Regions from separate parts of the Mus musculus genome. Here region 1 is linked to region 2. A link is a contact called in ENCODE POLR2A ChIA-PET data. All regions are on one chromosome and are shown on one strand. Each heading gives the region's core, a stretch centred on a gene start or an enhancer-like site at or near the end of the contact. The rest is flanking DNA. Distances are from core to core; before and after follow the strand shown. Region 1 holds the start of Rps20 (ribosomal protein S20). Region 2 holds the start of Lyn (LYN proto-oncogene, Src family tyrosine kinase).

The links. ChIA-PET counts read pairs that join two places held with the same protein, here RNA polymerase II (POLR2A).
Region 1: POLR2A ChIA-PET joins it to region 2 with 19 read pairs in Patski. The contact joins the promoter of Rps20 here to the promoter of Lyn in region 2. POLR2A ChIA-PET finds 5 or more read pairs at or near these places in 4 of 5 experiments (Patski and embryonic stem cell).

Annotation. Positions count from the first base shown.
Region 1 is chr4:3,834,396-3,837,197 of GRCm38, reverse strand. Rps20 (ribosomal protein S20) reads left to right here and starts at 1,543. Exons shown (of 4, transcript NM_026147.6): 1 at 1,543-1,714; 2 at 1,907-2,006; 3 at 2,189-2,262; 4 at 2,515-2,802. The coding sequence starts at 1,712. The coding sequence ends at 2,697. It overlaps Gm32823 (a long non-coding RNA gene), which reads right to left and starts at 1,549. Exons shown (of 5, transcript XR_881078.2): 1 at 1,264-1,549; 2 at 323-515. LOC115490074 (a small nucleolar RNA gene) reads left to right here and starts at 2,052; the gene lies at 2,052-2,119.
Region 2 is chr4:3,676,739-3,679,610 of GRCm38, reverse strand. It overlaps Lyn (LYN proto-oncogene, Src family tyrosine kinase), which reads right to left and starts at 1,490. Exons shown (of 13, transcript NM_001111096.1): 1 at 1,247-1,490. Gm42250 (a long non-coding RNA gene) reads left to right here and starts at 1,503. Exons shown (of 5, transcript XR_881076.3): 1 at 1,503-2,798.

The sequences.
Region 1 (2,802 bases), core at 294-2,793, 160 kb before region 2:
CAGACTAAAGTCTTAAAAAAAAAAAAAAAAAAGAAAAAAAAAAAAAAAGCAGACACTCAGGAGGCAGAGGCAGAGGCAGAGGCAGGTAGATCTCAGGGTGCAGGCCAGCCTGGTCTACAGAATAATTTCAGAACAGCCAGGGCTACACAAAGGAACTCTACCTCACACAAAAACAAAGCAGAACAAAACAAATAGTCAAGAAAGGAAAAGAAAAACAAAGTTAGACTTTTTTCTGATGTTAAGTCTACTAGTAGTCTAAGAGGTCAATGGATTATATTTAAAAATAATTGAACTCGAAAACTCCCCTAACTTTAACACTTACCTAATTGTTCAATGACAGCAAAACTTCATGTACACTGTGAGTCAGAAAGCCAGTTCCTAGTTAGGTCGAATCCCGACCAAGCAAGTGAATCGGTGCTGGCGCTCCCAAAGCTCAGAAGAACATGGCTTAGGGAGTTCTCCTTGGAGGGGAATCAGTGCTCTGGGTTTGGCAACTCGGAGCAAGTAACTTTCACCTACAAAATAATGTTATTTCCTCCTGTGTTGTCTGTAACCCACCTCCAGGCTTACATTCTATTTGACCTTGCGCAGTGGGTAGTGTAGATTAATCTGCACCATCCTCTGCGTCCTAGGACATTTGACCTGAGGACATTTGGCTTTCTTTCTGCTGTACGCAGACACTAATTTTATTATGAACAACTGCTCCGTTCTAAGGAGTCCCCGGAGGTCTCAGCCATCATAACATAGCAGAACGGAGCTCCATCGCAACATAGAGAAGAGAATATTAAAACTGGGTAGATGGGTTCCAGGCCAGGCTGCAGGTACAATGCCCTGTGACCCCACAGAGCACTGGGACTAGAGTTCTGCCTTCACTTAATTGAACTAACTGAAGCTAAACCTGGGTTTCCAGCAGATATAGACGTTTCCAATATTCCTGGAAGCCCAAAGCCAAAATATCACAAAAGGGCATTTCAGCTCCGAAAAGCAGTTTCCGAATAATTTTTAGAATATAAGCTTAGTAATTAATGGGGGGTGGGGGGGAGGTGGGGTGTGTGTGTGTGTGGGGGGGGTGCCACAGCTCTCGTCAGAAGACAAGTTTCCGAAAACCACTATCTCCTTCTACAAGGATTCACAAGATTGAACTCAGGGTGTCAGCTCATGGATGGAGTGCGTTTTCCTGCTAAGCCCTGACTTCTGTCTTCAGCACCAAGTAAATAAATGCCCTGTCACGATCATTCTTCCCCAAGGTCCGTGTCAGCTAACCTCAAAACAACTCTTCCCTTGTCAGACAAAAGCAAGCTGATCGAGTATGCATGCGAAGCATATTTCGCACTGTAAAGACCGTAGGTGCTTGTGCAGAGAGCACCTGGCATGAGTTTTCTCCGCTCCAGCTTCGTCTGTCCTCCGAGTCAGGACAGGGACTCCGCCGAGAGGCCAGAGGGCGCGCGCGCGTCCTCGCCTTTCCCGCCAACTAGGCGGGGACGCAGCCCGGCCTCCCCCACGGCGACCTCTTCGCGGGCGGGGCGGTTCCTGTTCCGGGTCACAAAGCACCCGGATGCGCACGTGCTTTATAAGCGCCCGGCGCCGTCCGGCCCCTCCTTTCTGAGCCCCGGCGGTGCGCGCTACGGAGCTCGGCCAGCCTGCTCCGTCCTGACTCACCGCTGTTCGCTCCTGCTGAGGAACAAGTCGGTCAGGAAGCCGCGCCTCAGCCATGGTGAGGTGGGGGGCGTCGCCACGCGGCCTGGGGCGTCGGCGGGGCTCGACTTGCTGGGGCGCCGGGAGCGCAGAGCCCGGGAGAGGGCTCCCGCCGCGGCGAGGGCCCGGGAGAGGGTCCTCATGGCGGTTGTGTAGGAGTGGGCCTCCACTTACGGGTCGCTGTTTGTTTTTCCCGCCTGGGTGATAACAGGCATTTAAAGATACCGGAAAGACGCCCGTGGAGCCCGAAGTGGCGATTCACCGAATTCGAATCACGCTCACCAGCCGCAACGTGAAGTCGCTGGAGAAGGGTCAGTACGATGCTCGGGGTGGCTTGGTGATCGCTGGGGCGCGGTCGGCGATGAGGAGATACCAACCGTATTGAGTTATAGTGATATTTCTTATACGCTATTCTGAGCCGATAGGCGAACTTGTTTAAAACGCCTCGAGTCATTCTGAGTTAACTGAAAGACCATGCTTTCTTAACCCGCAGTTTGTGCGGACTTGATCAGAGGCGCCAAGGAAAAGAATCTGAAAGTGAAAGGACCGGTGCGCATGCCTACCAAGGTAAGGGACAGGTAGACTCGAGTACTGGTAGACTGGTGGGGAGGGGGAAGGTCAGAGTTTGATTGCCAAATAAATTCAGAGATTAAATTTACATTCCTAAGAATACAAGTTATTAGGGGCCAAATGTCTGGTGGCGATTGAGTATGATACCTTTCTTAAAGCAAACTCCAAAACTCTCTAGTAAAGGTTGCTGAAACCTGTTAACATACAGAGAAAATGGTTCAGAAATGGACTAATTTTGTTTTATTGCAGACTTTGAGAATCACTACCAGAAAAACACCTTGTGGTGAAGGTTCCAAGACCTGGGATCGATTCCAGATGAGGATCCACAAGCGACTCATTGATTTACATAGTCCTTCTGAGATTGTTAAGCAGATTACTTCCATCAGTATTGAGCCGGGAGTTGAGGTTGAAGTCACCATTGCAGATGCCTAAGACAACTGAATAAATCGTCTTAATGGTCAAATTTTGCTGGCTTTTGTTCAGGTTTTTTTTTTTTAATTCATGTTTATGAGTGTAAATGTGTGTGTCACAGGGGTG
Region 2 (2,872 bases), core at 241-2,740:
CCAGGAACCTCTGAGGCAGCACAGCACACGTTTCAGGTGTTTTATTAGATAGATTTTCAAGTCAGCTAGCTCACTCAGACATGTGGTCTCGGGTTTAAAAATCGCCAAACTGCCAACCACCAAAGGCCTCCGATTTTATAGATGATCAGTTGTACCAAGTAACTTTCATATAACATTATATTCATATAATGTTCAAGGACCTTCAGTGTACTAAACCTATGAAGTAGGTTCATAGTCAATCAGGCGGAAACCCAAACCGGGAACTTCAATAATTCGCAGTCACTGAGAGAATGCAGGGCCTAGATTCCCACCTGGATTCTGAACAGCAAAGAAGTTGGGCGGATTAGCATAATTAACAAAAACACCGGTACTCCAATAAATAAAGAGACAACCACAAGCACCCCAAGTAGCGGGGACTATTGGGAAAAAAAACAAAAAACAAAAAACACTACACCAACAGCATAGGGAAGTCACTATAGTCAGCCAAGATAAGGCAGGCAAGTGGGAACTGTCGCACACACCCTTCCCCCATTCAGAAGGAAAGGCATCCCTGAATTCTTAAAATAACTCTAGCTTCCTCTTGGCCAAGGCGTTGGACTACTCCTCTGCGGGCTGACAGAAGTCGAGCTACGCGGGAGGTCAAGCTACAGCCTCTGTGGCAGCCGTTCGACGTCACCACCTTGCCTCGAGTCAACAGGGACCTCAGCTGTCAGCCAACCTTAGAGAGGGGCTGGGTTCAAACCCCCCTTCTCATCCCTGGGGACTCAAGGTCCGATCTGGACACTAAATACTGGATCCCAGATGACTCCCTCTGGAATCCCCACCGCGCTCCCTTTCGGAGTGGACTCAGGCCACTTCTCTCTGCCAGGCAAGAGAAGCTGGAGAGGGGCATGGGAGAGACTTGACGCCAAGGACCCAGGGGCGCCCACCCTGTGCGCACTGCCCACCACGCCTCCGCGCCGCTCCGCTGCGGACACCTGCGGAGTCGCCGCCCCCGCGTCCCCGCTCGATCGCCCCGGCGAGTCACAGTCTCCCAAGGCTGAAGGAGTCTAGATGCTCTCGCCACCCGGGGCCAGCGCGAGCGCCACCAAGAAGCAGTGCGCGACCTCTGCTGCGGGCGCCGTGGCTGCACCGAAACCCGGAGTCCCAAGCCAAGAAAGCGACCTGTGATCCGGTCTCTGACCCAGCCCCGGTCCCTGCCCGGTCCACCCTACGCACCCACCCTGCGCTCAAGCCCCGGACTTACTCGCTCGTGGTGGAAGTTTCGGGGCGGCGGAACTCCACGGTGACTTCGGTTAAAAGCTGTTCACGCGACGGGATAGCCCTGCGGGGCCCGCCTGGGAAGCAGCTGCGGGCCGGTGTCTTAGGACGCGTGACCGGGACTTGCGGGCACACTGCTCGGGGAACAGTGCCCGGCCTGCAGCAACCTATTAGCTGCAGAACGTTGGCCGGGAGGCGCCCAGGCCCGGCTCGGTGGGAGAGGAACTGGCTGTCGCTGGGCTCGGCCGAGAGGTCCCAGCTACTTCCTGGTGCTCGAATTTGCATACTGTGCTGGGAGGGCGGGGAAGTGACCGTTTGGTTCCTGTCCAAGGTTTGGTATTTGGTGTAGCCATCGCTCAGGGTTTTACAAGCAAACAGACTTTGGAGACCCAGACCGCAAGTTGGGAGAGTGGCGGTAGCCTCGGAAACAACATTCTCCCCAGGGCTGCGTGGAAGATCTAGGGGTTCTCGAGGGTCGTGGAAAACGTTCACCTTACTTCACTGTTCCTTAGGACCCAACTCCTCAATGCACTGTGTCTTGGGAGCAGAAGCAGCACTCTCTGTGTGTGTTTGGAGCTTCCAGAGAGAAAAAAACCGGTATCAGCGAGTAGATGTTTGGAGGGTATGGCGAGGGGGAATCTTTGCTTTAACAATCAAAACATCAAATTCCTTAAAGGTGTACAAGGAGTGCTGAAGATATTCACTGGAATGAGGAGTGGGAACTCGCTATGGAGTTAAAGGGCATGCCAATAGCTGAAAGCTTCCAGGAAAATGGAGCTAAGACTACTTATCAAGAACTGTCCTCTGTAGCAGGCTCGCATTGATTAGCATGTGGTCCTGGTAACATTACTGCATTCCTAACAAATGCTGTGTCCTTGTGTTCCTATGTGTACACAGTACTTGGCATACTGTAGGTACATAACCAGTGTGTGTTGTAAGATTGCTTGTTCAAACCAAATTTTGACTTGATAAATGCCCCTTACTGAACCAAGATATGCAATTAGCCTCAGTCACTATGATACCCACTTATGCTAATCTGACTTCTGTTTTCTGGGATTCCCTAATTGCAGTTCAACAGGTCAGAACAGGTACCTTGTAACAAAGTCCAGTACAGCTGTCATTTGTTACTAATGAAGGAAGACTAACATTTGTGAGCACACTGATTCACCAGTTTTGTTGTTTTTCTTTTCTTTTTTTCAGACAGGGTTTCTCGTTGTAACCCTGGGTGTTCTAGAACTCACCCTGCAGATTATGCTGGGCTTGAAACCAGCAATCTGCTTCCCAAGTGCTGGAATTAAAGGTGTGCACCAGCATTTCCTGGCCCCTCCATTTTTCAGTCAACCAGGGACTATGAAGATGGTGCCAGAGATTATAATGGAGCTGAAAAATCTGTATCACTTAGTGGTGTCGTAGCTGTCATAGCTCTTTCAGTGTGACAGTGCAAGACAGATCTACAGCGTTTGTGATGATGCTGATACCAACAAGTCCTCTCTACCGTTGTGGACCATGACTCCTGATTGCATCAAAAAGGACATAAAGTGAGTGACCTGGAGCACATAGGTTTAAGTGAGTGTACGATGTCTACCAGAAGACGAAATCACCAAAGAGCATG